2 separate regions of the Homo sapiens genome follow, and region 1 is linked to region 2. A link is a loop called in an ENCODE intact Hi-C map of the cell type or tissue named here. Cell type or tissue: heart right ventricle. All regions are shown on one strand. Links, peaks and the distances in the headings refer to the core of each region. The heading gives the core; the rest is flanking DNA. Region 1 holds the start of LINGO4 (leucine rich repeat and Ig domain containing 4). Region 2 overlaps MRPL9 (mitochondrial ribosomal protein L9).

Region 1 (8,738 bases), core at 221-5,220, 50 kb after region 2:
TGTGTGCCACCTCCCTGGGGCTTCCTGGAGCTTCTCTTTGGGGAATCTCTGCTTTCCTCCCTCTTCCAGCCCTGGATAACCAGCCAAGTGCTTACTGGCTCATGGAACCCTAGCCAAGCCTGATTTCTGTGGGGAAAAAGCTTATGGGAATGGGGCAGGGAACAGCAGGGAGGTACTGAGTCTTTCTGTATGGGGTTTCCTGATGTCTGTGAGATCCAGGAGGATCTCAGGTCCCTTCTCCCTGATACCTGCTCTTCCCAAGCTCTGCTCTGTCCCTCTCTGCTCACGCTTATTCTTTCACATTATGTACCCATAGTTTTGCTTAAGGCTCAGGGAGATCATGTCCTTGGCCCAGAGTTCCCTGTCCTGACTGGAGAGGTCCTCACCTTGACTAGCTCACCCAAGGCTGGGAAACATGCAGGCCTCAGCTCCACCCCCATGCTGAGCCCTCTTCCAGCCTGGCCCAGGGCCTGAGCCCTGGACTAACAAGATCCAATCTCCCCAAAATGCCTGTGTGGACAACTGCCAAGCTGTACATTAGCTGTGGCATAGGATGCAGGAGGCACTTGACTGGGAAGCTGGGAATCCCCTGCAAGAGCCCAGGGGCAACTGCTTCTCTACTGCAATTGAAGTTGGGGTGTGTGAGAGACCCAAAGGATGCCCAGGTTTTGAGTTCTGTTGCTTGGTCTTCAGTCTTGGGCTTCCCTCATATCCCTCCTTAATGGTGTTTGGATTCTGGTCCAGTGTGTGGATCTGAGGGAGAGCTCTTGTCCCTTTTGGCCTGAGCTGCCTGAGAAATTCCCAAGAGACAGATTGTGGACCAGGGAGCATAGATAAGTGAGGAGAGACAGCATCTGACCAAGTGCTGTAGGATGGGGAGGAAGGGAGCCGTTGGCTGGCACAGCAGGTATCTGGGCACAGACAGTGTGCAGAGCCTGTAGACTTATAGTCAGTTTCTGGGTACCAGGTTCCGGGAACCCTCAGGAAGATGGTGACTACAATGGCTGAGGTGACAGAGGAGAAGGGGCCCTCTAGGTGATGAGGGCCCCTGACTCATCCTGTTAGATGTCAACAGGGACCCCAAGGCAGAGGAAGTACTGGAATTGGCAAGGGATGGCTACAGAGATAGGAGCAAAAGCCCATGGATGCTCTCTGGGATACAGCGCGTCTGAGTCTCTGCTGAGCGGCAATCCTGATCACCTTTGGGCTTGTGGGCTTCAGGCTCTCTGGGCTCTACAGGGTCAGCTTTCTACTACATGCCCTGTTTTTTCTCATGTGGAACTTAGGAGAGGCAGTTTAAGAGATGGTCATTTCTTCCCCTTTCCTTCCCACTCTCCACCTCCTAGAAGGATCATTCTAGTGGCTATCCTACAGCCACTTGAGAGGATTGTCCTAGTTGGGAAACTAAAGAAAGAGGCCAAAAGAGCAGAGGGATGCAGAAAACTGGTGTGAGGCTTGGGGATGAAAAAGAATAACGTGGGGCAAAGACTGCAGAGCAGACTCTTCTCGCCCCAAACTGACCTAACAGGTCTCTGTGGCATGCCCAGAGCTCTCCCGGGAAAGATGGCCCAGCCTCCCTTGTTCTCCCTAGGCTTGTTCTGGGAAGTCCACCTGACAGCTAGCTCTTCATCACTACTGCTGCAGTTCCTGCCCATCCTCGCTCTGCATTCAGCAAAAGTGCAGTGAAGCATGTAACCCAGCTTTCTTCCTTCCTGCTCCTGTGAGTTTCCCCTGAGTCCGCTGGGCCAGGGGCTGAGGGAGCTGGAGCAACCTATTTTATTTCTAAGGTGGCTAATTTAATCACAAATTTCCCTTGCCAACCTCCATGGCTGCAGGACCGGCTTCCGGCCACTTTGCAGGAAGCGAGATGTCAGAACCACTTTTTTGTCCCTTCAGTGGGGTGGGGACATCACCAAGACATGACCCTTGAAGGCATCACCCCTCAAGGGTAGGGAGCCTTTTTCTTGTCTTTATGTGGCAGTCCAGAGACACTTTTGAACCTGGGTATCCTGTATCCTCTTTAAAGCACACCTGACTGACAAATGGGAACTGTGTGGGGAGAGGGTTCCTGGGGGAAAGATTTCTGGAAGATCCACACCGATTGTGGAGAAAAACCCTTCCAGAGGAAGGGGAAGCACTGGGGAGATGGAAGGGAGGTCTCCTTGGAGCCCTTCCACCCAGGGGTACTTGGGATATTTGAGTTTCCCCCTCAAAGTCCCATGGGGCCAGGATTAATTGTTAGCAGTGTGGGGGCCCAAACCCTCTTGCCTTGAGGGGCCTGTCTGGCCCCTAGTCTGGCCTGTCTCGGAGAATGTTATGGAAAAGGGCGGCTGCATCTTTGGGACAGAGAGTGGGGGCACTTACCGGAGAAGCTGGAAGGTGGCATCAAGTTTGGCACTGCATCTGTCCAGCGCTGGGGGCCCTGTCCCATTCGAGCTGCACCTCAGGCCCCTGCACCTTCCCTGTGTGCCTCAACCCCCGCTGCCTGGCTGCCCGGCTGCTGCCTGCCGCTGCTGCTGCTGCTGTTGCTGCTGCGGCCGCTGCTGCCAAGACTGAGGTGGAGAAAAGAGCCAGAAAGCATTTCTCCTTTTTTTTTTTCCTCTCTCTCTCTCTCTCTTTTTAAACCAGGCAAGAATGAGTCTGCAGCAACCCTGTTGGTGCAAAATAAATAAATAAAGCAACCAGGGAGGGCTGCAGCAAGCACCACTACAGGCTGGCAAGTGACAGGGGAGGGAGCCAGGAGGGAGGCTCTGGTGCCAGGGAGGGGTCATGCAATAGCAAGAACAGCAGGTTCTAGAGGATCTCTCTGACATCCTGATTCCCCCACTGGGGAGCTTGGGCCAGCCACCTTCCAGAGGACTGTCTTTTGGTCTCCCAGATGTGGAGCAATTCTGTGCAACCTCTAAATCTAAACGTTCCCCGTGGGTATCATTTATGGGAAGTTCTCAGTCTAGAGCATCTCCCGTGGGGCTCAGTTTGAGGCTCCTACAGTGGGGGTTCCTGAAGATTCGTTCACAGTCCTCACTGAGGGACTGCTCCACCTGGGGAGAAACTGCAGGGGTCGGGTGAGGGTGGGTTGGATCTGTATAATGCTGATGGATTGCTGAGCTGGAAACCTGAGTCTTGACCCAGGAATGAGACTGGAGAGCAGGCATGCAGGTAATCTAATTTAAGAATCTCCCCCACCCTCTGACACACACACTTCTTGCCTTTAAAATCATTTTATAAAGAATGGCACAAGTTGGGGTTTATGTTTACTCAGATGAACCCGTCCCCTTAGAGGACACAATCCCACCCCCAACCCCCCCAACTCCACGACTGCCCATCATTGCTGTTAATCCCTCAGGGGAGGGTTCACAGCTGTTTATGAAGCCAAGAGAGGTTCTGGGCAAGATCACAGCTGGGGAAACAGGCCCAGGCCCTGCTCCCTGGTGTCCTCCATGCTGGAGTCAGCGGTGCCCAATGACGGGGTGATGTGATCACATCTGCTTCCTTCTCCACAACAAGAGCAGGGCTGGCGGGCAGGCCAGGAAAGTCCTCCAGGATCTGATCTTGCCTTCCGACTGACCAGTGCGAGCGACTTCTGCTTCTCTTGGGTCTTCTAGTGGTAGAAGACAGCTGGAGCTGGGGTGGTATTTGGATCACCCCAGACCCAAGATCAGTGGACTGGAGCACCATGGAAATGTTTGGGAGGGTCCCTCAGGATTGGGACTTTCCCCTGAGGCCTCTAGGCTCCTCCAAGCTGTGGCCTCAAGGATAAGAGAGATTGTGTCAGGTTCATGTGTCTCTGGAACTGCATGATTGCTGTTGAGTCTGTATGTGTTTCACCTGTGTATGGATATGTGTCTCTGATCAGATTTGTGCCAGCCCCTAAAGTCTATCTTTAAAGTGCACATAAGAGGTTTGAGTTTTAACTCTATGTCTGAGATGCTCTTGGCCTTCATTGTACCCTAGTCCCACACCCAAATCCCATAAAACAATTATCTCCAGCCTCTCATCCTCATCCCATCCATTTTTGGTTAGACCCCAGGTAAAGGGTAGGGTGCCCAAATACTTCCTTGCTGAGCTGGGAGGAAGGCAGAGGCAGAAAATGTAAAGCTCCAGATTCATTTTATACAGGTCCTTCTGGGCTCTCACTGCCAGTCTCTGAGCTTGATCCATCTCCCCAAGCCGAAGCCCAAAGGGAAATGCAATGAGGTATTTCAAAGGCTTATTCTTAGCTTCTGAGCTTCTGAATGAATTGCATTCTATTCATCCAGGGAGCCCTGGATGCCCCTGTTTTCTTGAGGATGTCTTGGTCCCCCAGAAGTCCTTAAATCCCAGCCACCCCATGCCTTCCAGAAGCTGGGTGTGAAGGAATATGGGAAATGAGACAGGTCAAAGCTGAGGCTGGAGATGGTGTTCTGCCAGCCCCACCCTCTGGCGATTGTCCCACTGCCAGGCCGGCCTGCTGACAGAAAGCCAGCCGCAGCATCTGCTCACTTCCAAAGAGCTGGTGGGGACCACCCTCCAGGGTTCATGGGAAAGGAAAAGGGTGAGGGTGGAACGGGGTCCAGGGAGGTGGGCCAGCAGGCCATAGGGAGAGGCAAGGAGTCCCTCTTCCAGGTCACTTGGACAGCCCCACAGGTGACTCGGTTTCAGTGCTGAAGAGCTCCTTGTAGAGTGGAGGGAAAGCGGCTTGGACCACGATGGGGTGGAGGTGCTGGAAGATCTGCAGCCTTTCCACATGCTGGCTACACAGGCTCCGAAGCTTCCCCTTGGGTGGCAGCTGGATATGGGTTAATGGGGAAGGGAGGGTCAATACTTCAGCTCTCCTCAGAGCAAAGAAGTCCGCTCATTCTTCCTGGGCTAGGACAAACCCTCCTTGCCTTCCCCTTATGTACTTGGCACTTTGGCACCAGCCAAATCCCACTGGTAGAAGTACGTGTGTGTTCAGGACACTGGAGGGAAGTGAGAGTGGGTGGGGCACAGGTGAATGTTTTCTGGGTGAAGCCCTCAATTTATGTTCCCAATACTTCTAGAATGAACCTTGTCAAAGACTCTAATGTGCACTTCCTGCTTTTATAAGAGTGATTGTCTGTGACTCTTGTTGTATGCTGTCACATGCCTCTGCCTTTGTGCATGTTGTTCCCCTCTTCCCATTACTAATCCTTACCCTCTAGTGTCACCTCTCCTAAGACTATTTCCCTAACTGCCTCCCATCTGGATTAAGGGCCCTTCTTTTGGGCTTTCCTCTGTGTAGCACTTACTACATTGCAGGAAAATGGTCCAATTTGTCTGCCTTCCCACCCTAGATTTCAGCTCCTTGGCTGAGGTCTCTCTTTCCCTGTCTCCTCTGTACCTATCATAATGCTTAGCACATGGCACATGCTTAATAACTCTTTGAACTAAACAGACTTTCTAAGCAGGCACCTAACACTGCAAGTAGCAAACCAATGCTGCCAGCACTCAGCCAAAGGGGAGATGAAAAAGGCACAGAAACCAGTGAGCAGACGGAGGCAGGGAGACCTCACTGGAGCAAGGCTGAAAGAACAATTTATCTCTTGCAGTCTCCTCTACAACCAAGAGGCTTAAAAATGTCTCTTGCCTGCCATTGCCTCCCTCCCCCAGCTTAGTTTCCTTGGAAAGAGGCAGTCAGAGAAAAGCAGGCAGCAGGGTGTGATCCCTTCATATCTCCTAGATTCTCTCTCTTCCTCACCACTGCTTTATTCTGAGCTTTTTTGGGCTATGGCAATAGCTTCCTTCATTCATTCAACAAATATTTGTTGAGAACACATCTGGATCTGAGCTAGGCACTGTGATGGCCTCTAGTGATATATCAGATATATCAGTCAATAAAGTATAATCTGTACCTTGATTAAATTTACATTCTGGTGAGGGGCCCAGAAAATAAATATGTAGTGTATCAGATAATAAGTTCTTTAAAGAAAACTAAAGCTTTTTGTATGGGGTTACTGGTCAGGAAAAACCTCTCCCGAATGAAGAGATGGGGTAAGCCATTTGGAAAACTGGGGGAAGAACCCTCCAGGTGACTACAATAGCAGGTACAAAAGCCCTGCGACTGGGTTTGATGTGTTCGAGGAATAGCAAGGAAGCAAGTGTGGCTGCAATGGGTGTTTGAAGGGGCAGTGGAAGATCAAGTGAGAAAAGAAGGCAGGGATCATGTTATGAGCCACTTGACCATGACGCAGACTCTAGATTTGATTCTCGGCATCACAGGCAGCTACAGGAGGGCTGAGAACAGGAGTCAAGGCCAGGTGTGGTGGTTCACGCCTGTAATCCCAACACTTTGGGAGGCCAAGGTGGGCAGATCACCTGAGGTCAGGAGTTCGAGACCAGCCTGGCCAACATGGTGAAACCCTGTCTCTACTAAAAATACAAAAATTAGCCGGGCGTGTAATCCCTGTAATCCAAGCTACTCAGGAGGCTGAGGCAGGACAATCGCTTGAACCTGGGAGGTGGAGGTTGCAGTGAGCCGAGATCACACCACTGCACTCCAGCCTGGGCGACAGAGCAAGTCTGCCTCAAAACAAACAAACAGAACAAACAAACAACAACAACAAAAACAAGAAAAAAACCACAGGAGTAGGGCATGATGAGATTGCATTTTTAAAAGGGCTACCGTGGGTGCGGAGTAGGTGTGGTTGCTACAGGGCAGATGAGGGTGGAACAGGGGCTCAGTTAGGAGGCCTCTCTTAAAGTCCAAGTGAAAGCTGAGAGCTGGTAGGGGCCAGGGTGGTGGTAATAGTAGGGAAGGTGATGTATTTTGAAAGCAGATCCAACCGGATGTGCTTTCCAATTGCTCTCCCAGATTCCTGTCTCTCCTCCTTCAAATCCATCCTGTAGCAGATTAAAGTTCAAGTTCTTGAGAGCACAGACCGTGTAAGTCATTGCTGTATCCTTAACACCCAGCCCTGTGCCTGGCACATAGCAAAGGCCTGCTTGAATAATTACATAAATGGTTCCTTTATACTGGTTCCAAAGTAAATTGCCTAAATGACAGCTCTGATTGTGTCATTTTTCTAGCCTTTGGAGCTCCCTGTGGCCTAGAAATAAAGCTTTAACGCTTATATGGCATTGAAAGTCCTCTCTGATTTGCCCCTGACCTAATTTTCAGGCTGATCATCTGGTGCTCTTCTGCCCCACCAGTCTATCCCAGCTCCTGATTTTACACTTTAGTGAGGATGTACCATGAGTGATTCTCCACATACACACTATTTTGCCTCCTTATTTTTCTCCTGTTGTTCTTGGTCTTCATTGTACCCTAGTCCCACACCCAAATCCCATAAAACAATTATCCCCAGCCTCTCATACTCATCTCATCCATTTTTTTGGTTAAACCTCAGGAAAAGGATTTTTTTTCATTTTTTTTGTTTTGCTCCTATTGTTCCCTAAGCCTGGAATGCCTGCCCCACCCCCATGAATGCCTGTTAAAATCTTACATCATTCATGGCCTAGTATAAATGTCATCTTCCCTGGGAAGTATTTATGACCCACTCCTTTTACCCCCAAATTATTTTTAATCCCTGTTTTATACTCTCATAACATTTTCCTGGTGTCACTTATTATAGTTATACATAGGGGACACAGGGATAGAAAGAGCGCAAAGAGCACTGGGATTCAATCTTGCATTTAAGTCACTGAAGTCTCCTGATAGCTACAAGGAGATTTTTTTTTTTTTTTTGAGACAGAGTTTGCTCTTGTTGCCCAGGCTGGAGTGCAATGGCACAATCTTGGCTCACTGCAACATCTGCCTCCCGGTTTCAAGCGATTATCCTGCCTCAGCCTCCCAAGTAGCTGGGTCTACAGGCGCCTGCCACCATGCCTGGCTAATTTTTTTTATTTTTAGTAGAGATGGGGTTTCACCATGTTAGTCAGGCTGGTCTCGAACTCCTGACCTCAGGTGATCCACCCGCCTTGGCCTCCCAAAGTGTTGGGATTACAGGCGTGAGCCACTGTGCCCGGCTGCTACACAGGGAGATTTGAACACCTGTCCTATTGACTGGGTTGCCATGAGGATGAGAAAGCATGTCAGCAAAAGCACTCTGTTAATTGCATTATTATTATATCACATACCACATTCTACTCTATGTTAGAGTTAGTGATACACAGATCTCTTCTTCATACCAGATTAAAATCTCTTGGTGGGGGCAGCGACCAAATCTCTGTGTCTTTCCACAGTGCCTTGTACAAGCAGGTGCTGGGTAAGTGCTGGCTATATTAAACTGAATTGTTCCCTGGAGGTCCCTCCCAATCCCAGGCCCTCTAACTTTCCAGTCTTTATGCACGTGGAAGTAGCTGTTCATTCCCTTAGTTCCCACTGCTGATGCAAGCTCTCTAACAGAGAGTGGTACTCCCGCACTCCCTCCTCTGTACCCACAGACCCCGGCCCTCGCAAACTCTGATGTTACAGAGCTAGCGATGGGCCTGGCCTCTTCTACCCCAGGGACTGCTCCTACCTTTGCCAGGATGCTTTGGCGATGAGTCTTGCAGAGATGATGATGAAAGGCCAGCTCCAGATTGTACTGCAGCTGTTCTACTTTCCTTTTCTCTTGGAGCCCTGGCCGATCTGGAGGAGGGGGTGGGACCGTAATGAGAACAAGAAAGAACATGGACATTAACTCCCAACAAAAGGGTGTATCTTTGTGGACATCTGTGCTGGATAGAGGTCTTCTAAGCTGAGCGCGTGCATGTGTGTGCCTTGGTTTGATAATGGTAAGCTCTGGACGTTGGGCTTG
Region 2 (9,174 bases), core at 1,330-6,329:
TTACAGGCATGAGCCACTGCACCTGGCCCGTTGCCCATTTTTAAAATCAGGTCGTTTGCTTTCTTGCTATTGAGTTGTTAGAGTTCCTTATATATTTTGGATATTAACCCCTTGTCAGATGTATGGTTTGTAGATATTTTCTCCCACTGGGTAGGTTGTCTCTTTACTCTGTTGATTTTTTGCTTTGCTGTGCAGAGGCTTTTTATTTTGATGCAATTCTGTTTGTCTACTTTTGATTTTGTTGCCTGTGCTCTTGGGCTCATATCTAAAAAACCATTTTTCAGACCAATGTCATGGAGCTTTCCCCCTGTGTTTTCTTCTGGTAGTTTTACTGTTTCCGGTCTTATATATACGTCTTTTCCCCATTTTGAGTTGATATTTATATATGGTATGAAATAAGGGTCTACTTTCATTTCCTTTATTTAATTCTTAAGAACATGCAGGCCAGGTGCGGTGGCTCACACCTGTAATCCCAGCACTTTGGGAGGCTGAGGTGGGAGGATCATCTGAGGTCAGGAGTTAGAGACCAGCCTGGACAATATGGTGAAACCCCATCTCTACTAAAAAAAATTAGCTGGGCATGGTGGCGGGTGCCTGTAATCCCAGCCACTGGGGAGACTAAGGCAGGAGAATCACTTGAACCGGGGAGGTGGAGGTTGCAGTGAGCTGAGATCACGCCATTGCACTCCAGCCTGGGCAACAAGAGCGAAACTCCATCTCCAAAAAAAAAAACAACACCACATATTTATATCTCTTTTAATGTCCTGTCTACTAATCCCACCATTTCTGACATTTCTGGGACTGTTTCTTTTGGTTCTGGGTAATGTTTTCTTATCTCTTTTTATAATCATTTTTTAAAGAGATGGGGTCTTACTGTGTTGCCCAGGCTAAAGTGCAGTGGCTCTTCTTGGGTGTGATCATACTGTATTACAGCCTCAATCTCCTGGCCTCAAGTGATCCTCCTGCCTCAGCCTCCTGAGTAGCTGGGACTACAGGTACATGCCACCACATCCAGTACAATAATATTAAATTGAATGTCAAACCTTGGGAATTTTATTTTGTTCAGTGATAGGTTTTGTTGCATTTCTCTAATGAGTGTTGGACTTGGTTCTGGCATGCTTGGTATCAGTTCGATCATCAGTGCTTGTTTTCAAGCTTTGCATGGTGGCTCCAGAGTAGCCTTTATTCTAGTGTCCACTACTGAGTCCTTTTAAAGTCTCTATATAATGCCCCATGTATTATAGGATCTATTCATATAGGCTGTGAGGAACACAAACAAAATATTCCCAATCCTGTGTAAGTTCTGAGAATTGTTTGGCCTTTCATTTTCTGTTGTTGTTGTTGTTGATTTTAACCCCCTGCCTTGTGGAATTTTGCCTCATTAATGTACATATCAGTATTCAGCCAAAGTTTTAAGGTCTGGGACCTCTTGGCAGATCTCCAAAGCGCTCGGTGTCATTCCCTCATCTCCAGTGTTTTCCCTTTTTTCCTTTCCTTTCCTTTTTCTTTTTCTTTTTCTTTTCTTTTTTTTTTTTTTTTTGAGATGGAGTTTCGCTCTTGTTGCCCAGGCTGGAGTGCAATGGCTCAATCTCGGGTGACCGCAACCTCTGCCTCCTGGGTTCAAGCAATTCTCCTGCCTCTACCTCCCAAGTAGCTGAGATTACAGGCATGCGCCACCATACCCAGCTAATTTTGTATTTTTAGTAGAGATGGGGTTTCTCCATGTTGGTCAGGCCAGTCTCGAACTCTCTTCCTCAGGTGATCTGCCTGCCTTGGCCTCCCAAAGTGCTGGGATTACAGACGTGAGCCACAATGCCCAGCCTTCCCTCTTAATTTCTAGCCAACACATTCTCCACCAACCCTAATCTCTGTTTTCTCCACTCAATGAGACTGCTGACTCTATTGCGGCTCCCCTCTCTGCAGTGCAGGAAACTGCCTCTAGGCAGTAAGCTGAGGCAATTCTGCACTACTGGCTTTCCATTGTCTATAAATATTTCTTTCATAATTTTATCTGGTTTCATAGTTGTATAGTGGGAAGGCAATTTCTGTAGCTGTACTTCCTTCTTGGGAGAAGTGGAAGTCTTCTTGGGCCAATTTTTCAGCTGGAAACAACTTGTTAAAGAGGCTACGTCTCTAGCAGAAAGGACCCTGAGACACCATGACAAGTATATAAGGTAGTAATTTTCCCAATCCTAACCCACAGGGACTTATGACCTTTTATTTTCATAAGACACAGGAGAGAAAGAGGACTATGCAAACATTTAAAGCACTGTTGGATAGAGTCCATTGACATTGACACCCTAGGATTGGAAGCTCCATTATGGACCTCTGTTAGAGTTGCAGGGTGTGGAGGCTAGGTAATAATTGTATTCCAGCTCCAGCTCTGACTCTCAGTAGGTCTACCAGGTTTACAGACTCACCTAGTAGTTACTTCATGAGTCCTTAATGGACAGTTGGAATAGACATATTTGACAGTTGGCAGAACCACCAGGTTGGTTTTTTGGTTTGTGAGGTAGGAAATATCATAGTGAGGAAGGCCAACATGAAGTGTCTGGAACTGCCTCCACCATTCCAGACCAATATAATAAATAAAAATTACTCCATTAGTGCCCTGCTTGAAGACCTAAAGAATGCAGAGGTGGTGGTGCCCATCATATTGCCATTTAATTCACTAGTCTGGCAACTGCTAAAACCAGACAGATCTTGGAGAATGAGTATGGATTACTGCAATCTCAATCAACAAATAATGCTAATTCTATCTGCTGTTCCAAATGTGATATCTTTGCTGGAAAAGATTAACGCAGCCTACATGGTATGTATTGATCTGGACAATGCACCCTTTTTCATCCTTGTAGAAAGGAAGATCATAAAAGCTTGCTTTCACTGAGATGAGCAATAATATACATTTCCAGTTTTGCCTCTGGACCATGTAAACTCTCCTGCCTCTGTCATAATATAGTCTGAAGGGACCTGGACCATTAGGACATTCCATAGGACATCCCATTACTGCACTGATGACATCATGGTAATTGTACAGGATGAACCTGAAATGATACCTGTATCAGAGGCCTTGGTAGGATAAATCTTCTTCAAATAGTAGGGCAAGAATCCTACAAATATTCAGGATCTTGCCAGATCAGTGAAGTTTTTAAAAGTCCAGTGGTCTGAAGCATACCAGGACATTCCCTCCAAAGATGATAAGGAGAAATTTTGCATCTCGTATTTCTCACCACTAAAAAGCACAATGCCTTGCAAATGTCTTGGGGTCTATTGCTAGCATATTCCATACTTGGAAATGTTGCTTTGACACAAATATCATACGTGACACAAAAGCCTGCCAACTTTGAGTGGGTCCCAGAGCAGGTAAAAGCTCTGTAGCAGGCCAAGACTGTGGTACAAATGGCCCTGCGGCTTGGATCACAAGACACCATATTATATTAGAGGTGTCAGTGGTGAGAAAAGATCATATACTGTTCGTGATAAATCCCAATAGTAAGTCACACACAGCCCCCTATAGTGCTGGAGCAATGCCATGCCATCTGAAACAGAGCATTATATACCTTTCAAAAGATAGCTCCTGGAATGCTACCGAGTACTAGTTGAGACAATGTGCTTACCTATGGGACGTTAAGTCATGATGTATTATAACCTGGGTTCTGTCAAACCCACAAGTCATAAGGCTGGGTGGGTCGACCGGTCATCCTTCATAAAATGAAAGTGGCATATGTAGAATTGGGAACAAGCAGGGCTGGAAGGCAAAAGTGAGCTACATAAGCAGGTGCCCAGATGCCCTGTCACCCACTATTGATGCACTGGTGGTGCTTTCTCAGTTTACATCTGTAGCCACATGGATCGGAGATCCCTCATGACCTGATGACAGAAGAGGAAAAAGGCTGAGCTTGGTTAATGTACTGGTTGTCTCATTAGGTGAAAGTAGGCTGGAAATACACTGTGGCTGCACTATGGCCCCACTTAGATGGCCTGTGTACCTGCCAGAAGTAAGAATATATATAGACTCATGGGCCTGGAAGGCAAACTGGAAGATTAAAAACAAGGAAGTGTGGGGAAAAGGAACATAACATACCCGAGAATGGGTATACAGTGTGATGATTTTTGTATTGCAGGTTAATTCCCATCAGATAACATCCACCACAGAAAAGGTACCAACCAAGCAGATGGAATGACTTAGCCAAATAATGTTAACCAGGCTTTGTTGCTGGCACCCCAATGCTGGCAAAGTGATCAATGAACGGAGGAGCCATGGTGGAGCAAATGCAAGGGTTCAACGTCATGGACTCATCAAGTCTGATCTAACTACTGCATCAGTGAATGTCCAGCTTGCCAGCAACAGAGACCAACACTTAGCCTGATGTCACCATTCCTCAAGGAAACCGTCTAGCCACTTGGTGGTAAGTTGATTACACTGTATCCTTGCTACCTTGGAAGGGGAAGTGTTCTATTTTGAAGGGGCACTGATGTATATTATGGGTACTGGTTTGCCTTTCCTGCCTGCACAGCCTCGGTCAGCAACACCATCCAAAGGTTTACAAAATTTTGATCCATTGGCCTGAAATCTTGTGTAACATTGCATCAAACCAAGAGACCCACTTGATAGCAAGGAGGTACAATGCTGGGCACATGATGGTAGGATTGGCTTTAATCACATACCGTACTATGCAGAAGCTGCTCCCTGATAGAGTGCTTGTTAAAAGCACAGCTAAGGCACCGGATTGGAGATGATAACCTGTAAGGAGAAGGCATCATCCTTCATGATGCAGTACATACCTGAGACCAATAGCCATTGAATAGTGTATCCTTAAGGAAAATATATGGCTCTGGGGAACAAAGGGTGGGTGTAGGAGCAGCCCGCATTATCATCACTCCCAGTGACCCAATTGAAGAAACTGTGCCTTCTATCCCAACTCTGGTCTCTAAGGGTTTAGAAGTCCTGGTTCCCAGAAGGGGAATATTTGCACCAGTGAACACACTGAATCTCACTAAACTTTAAGCTATGGCAGGCACTAGATTACTCCAAATCACTACCAAGAAACAAGGCAAGGAAATGAGTCATTATCAGGAGGTGGGGCTGCTATTACACAGTGGGGACAGGGAAGAATATATCTGGCACCCAGATCATCCACTTGAGTATGTTTCTCCTTGCCCAATTTTGATGATAAATGAACAAGTGCAGTCATAGTCTGAGAAGGGCATGATGGCCAGGTACCTCATCTGGTAACCCACGTGAACCAGAGGTACAACCCCCTCAAGGGGGTTGGGGAAAGATCAACAATAGGTAGTAGAGAAGGGAGGTGAATGCCAGTTGCAAACTCAAGCTACAGCAGCAGAGGCTGTGGCCTGTTCCAGACCTTCCTCTTTTAAGTTTCCCCAGAAAGAGATCCATCAGAATCCTGAAGAAACCATTCCAGAACTAATGAAACAAATCAGTCTGAGCAGTGCAAAGGGTGGACTGCAGTGTTGACTGTGGTGTGCTGCCCATATTTTCCCCTTGAGGACTGAAGCTGCTAAGAATGCTGACAGCTGTCACCTGTGCCTCATCCAGGGACCGCCTTTGGCTGAAGTTAGCCACCTCACTCATGATCATACCCCTTTCCTGGTCAAGTGGGGAGATAAGGTCCAGCCCACTTACCCTACTGGGGCATCCTGCAGAGCCATCCTAGTTTGAGCTCCTGATTGACTGAGGCGTTTGTTAAGACTGCATCAGCTCAATTTCTCCCTCTACCCAATTCTACTGCCTTTACTCCCCAATAGGTGTTGATGCAGATAACTCCTCCCAATAAACTTCCTGCATGTGAATCTCCAACACAGAGTGTTTTTGCCAAGAACTCAACCTATGGCAGGTATTTAAATGCTTTTTAAGGTTAGCTGTGTGAAATGTGTGCTCGTTGCTCAATTTCAGAGAGTTTCGTGATGGTCATGTTGAGAGATGCTGTGTGTGTTTAATTAGCCTACCATTTCAAGGACAATAGGAATGGGGATCATTGAAATGGCAAATTTCAGTGGGCTTGGGGCTCATGCCGAGGCTGCAGGTCCTCCCCAAACCTCAGGAGCGTGTCCAGGATGGCAGAACTCTGTGCTTCAGTTTGGGGGTTAATTCTGGGTGTCCCCAACTCACTAGGGATTAACTGGGGTACAGAAGTGTATGCATCTACTTCAATCTAGATTAGCGCTTCCTAAATACTGGGGTCTCTGCAAGTTAATGGAGGCTCAAACCTTTCAGGAAGTTCTGTTAAATCCAAGACTGAGTGTACCTACCAAAAGCAGTCAACCATCTTTCAAAACAAGAGGGTCCTGCTGGGAGATACTGGCAATGAGAAGTTCCTATAGGACCATAAGATCAGTCTGGGGCTGGGTGCAGTGGCTCATGCCTGTAATCCTAGCACTTTGGAAGGCCGAGGCGGGTGGATCACCTGAGGTCAGGAGTTCAACACCAGCCTGGCCAACATGGTGAGACCCCGTCTCTACTAAAAATACACAAAAAATTAGCCGGGCGTGGTGGTGGGCTCCTGTAATCCCAGCTATTTGGGAGGCTGAGGCAGGAGAATCGCTTGAACCCGGGAGGTAGAGATTACAGTGAGCCAAGATCGTGCCATTGCACTCCAGCCTGGGCAACAAGAGCGAAACTCCATCTCAAAAAAAAAAAAAAAAAAAAAAAAAATCAGTTTGGGCTTCAATATGCCCAAATAGGCTATGAGGGCACCTATATTTACACTGATTGCCCTTTATTGGTAACATCTCCATCTGAGGGTGGATCCTGTCTGGCATGGTGACCAAGATAAAAGATGCAAAAGATCAACATCATCCACCAAGACTATTTCCACTACATGTGTAAGTACAGTTGCTTCAAGAAGCACAAGAACATGTTCATGCACCCATCCCCTTGCATCAGGGATGTCCAGATCAGCAACATCATCATGGTTGGGTAAGCACCAGCATGAGCAAGATGGTACACTTCAACATGCTCATGGTCCCCAATGCCACCAAGAAGCAATTCCAGTTCTGAGTCTGGATGCCTGCCTACTCCCTAATGTGAAATAATGTTATTTTCCCATTCAAAAAAAAAAAAAAAAAAGAAAAGAAAAGGGTGGGGAGGGGAGAAATGCTAAATTTCAGATAGTGCCAGTGCCACACTTGAGTTACAGAGCTCTGTCAAGTATGAAGTTGGCTATAGTTATCAGTGCAACTACTGATGACAGACTTTCTCATTAGCTGAGATGGGATGAAAGTGTTTAACTGACTCAGAGTGGTAGGTGAGCTCAAATAGGAAAGAAACCAATGTCTGGTATGGATAGCAAAGGAGTCAATGATCCCATCTTTACTACCCTAAACTGCATGACCTCACATTGTATTTGAGTGACCTTGGCACAATCCACCTGAAAATGAATGTTTTTTTCTACTAATGAAACTCTGAACTTACAGAAAACTATCTACTTTCAGGCCAGGCATGGTGGCTCATGCCTGCCTGTAATCCCAGCACTTTGGGAGGCCGAGGAGGGTGGATCATGAGGTCAGGAGTTTGAGACCATCCTGGTCAATATGGTGAAACCCCATCTCTACTAAAAATATAAAAAATTAGCCGGGTGCTGTGGCACATGCCTGTAGTCCCAGCTACTCGGGAGGCTGAGGCAGGAGAATCACTTGAACCAGGGAGGCGGAGGTGCAGTGAGCTGAGATTATGCCACTGCACTCCAGCCTGGGTGACAGAGCAAGACTCTGTCTCAAAAAAAAAAAAAAAAAAGAAAAAGAAAAAGGAAAAAACTATCTACTTTCGTTTATCTCCCATCAAGACATCCATTCATCCATTCCAGAGTTACCTTTTGACTAGCTCCCTATCTTAATCTTGGTCTAGAAAATTAAGGTAACTTCTTTTTCAGAATTTCAGGAGCTGGTTCAAGGAAAAAAGTTCCCTTTTTAAGCTTCTTTCATCCCAGCTTTCCAACAATTACCCTTAGGCCTTACTCAGGTCTTAGAGAAGCAGAATCCATTGTGCTTATTCACATTGATGACTACATCAATGTATCTAAGAAGAGTAAGTGTTAAGACCAAACACATCATCAACTTGTTCAGCACAATTTGTTCATACCACAGTAACTGTGGGATGCAGTCTAAGATATTCTCTTCTTTCCTTTTTAGCAGCAAACCTCTGTGACTCAAGGAAATCTCAGTTGGATGTCCTGTCTCATCTACTCAAGACCAGTAAGCAACACTTACTTAAAAAGAACATATTCTCTTTATTTCTGCTTGGGATACAAATGTTCAGTTTGGATGATGAGAATGAGGCAAGTACTGGAGACAATGGCTGGCTCTCCTGTTTGTCCCAATAAACTCCAATGGAGGAAGAAGCTAAACAGGTTTTGGATGGTTTCGGTCTACTGCATCTAGCTTATCAAATCTACAGCCTGGTACTTCTGGAACAGGACTTCCCTGCCCCAGTGATGACAGTTAAAGATGGCAAAAATGAAGAATTCAACATGTATACGCAGTGCAGTCTGATGTCTTCAGATGTTCTCTAAAATTCTGTATTTGGTCAGAGCTGGGAGTGAGATCAGGGTGCTTGCACATTTCTGCTCCACTGCTCCCGATTCTGCTTTGCTGCCTTGGAGGGAGAGTAGATTTAGATCTGGGGGCTGGTGGGGGCCATAGCCTTGGCAGCTTGCTGGGCTAACCAGTACTTATATCTTTTGGTCTTGGGCTTCTCAAAGTTCACGACAGACATAGGCACTCTCACAGTATCAAGCCCATTTACCTGCACACAAAACAATGGGAATTCTCAGAGATCAGTCAGGTAAGTAAGATTTAGCACCACCTAATCCCAGCTTTTCACCCTGACTTTTCTCCCAGTCAGAAAAAGGAGAGCTAGGGCTGGGCACAGTGGCTTATGCCTGTAATCCCAGCACTTTGGGAGGCTGAGGCAGGTGGATCACCTGAGGTCAGGAGTTTGAGACCAGCCTGGCCAACATGGGGAAACCCTGTCTCTACTAAAATACAAAAATTAGCCAGGCACGGTGGCGTGTGCCTGTAATCCCAGCTACTAGGGGGACTGAGGCAGAAGGATCGCTTGAACCTGGGAGGTGGAGGTTGCAGTGAGCTGAGATCGTGCCACTGCACTCCAGTCTGGGCAACAGAGTGAGACTCCAGCTCAAAAAAAAAAAAAAA

The links. Peaks named below come from ENCODE experiments on the same cell type or tissue, not always from the same donor. Only the 100,000 strongest peaks of a DNase experiment are listed, where the experiment ranks them.
Region 1: it touches region 2 in a loop (1.9-fold over the local background); 20 of 110 quality-filtered maps call a loop at or near these places.

Annotation. Positions count from the first base shown.
Region 1 is chr1:151,802,866-151,811,603 of GRCh38, forward strand. LINGO4 (leucine rich repeat and Ig domain containing 4) reads right to left here and starts at 2,554. Exons shown (of 2, transcript NM_001004432.4): 1 at 2,365-2,554. It overlaps RORC (RAR related orphan receptor C), which reads right to left. Exons shown (of 11, transcript NM_005060.4): 10 at 8,460-8,569; 11 at 3,206-4,768. The coding sequence ends at 4,607. RefSeq lists an enhancer at 5,981-6,481. In heart right ventricle, for the core only: no CTCF peak of the experiment used is centred there; no DNase peak of the experiment used is centred there.
Region 2 is chr1:151,751,418-151,760,591 of GRCh38, forward strand. MRPL9 (mitochondrial ribosomal protein L9) reads right to left here. Exons shown (of 7, transcript NM_031420.4): 7 at 8,230-8,764. The coding sequence ends at 8,633. It also overlaps the pseudogene RPS11P3. Among named protein-coding and RNA genes, the nearest start is that of MRPL9, 7.5 kb to the right of the region's middle. In heart right ventricle, for the core only: no CTCF peak of the experiment used is centred there; no DNase peak of the experiment used is centred there.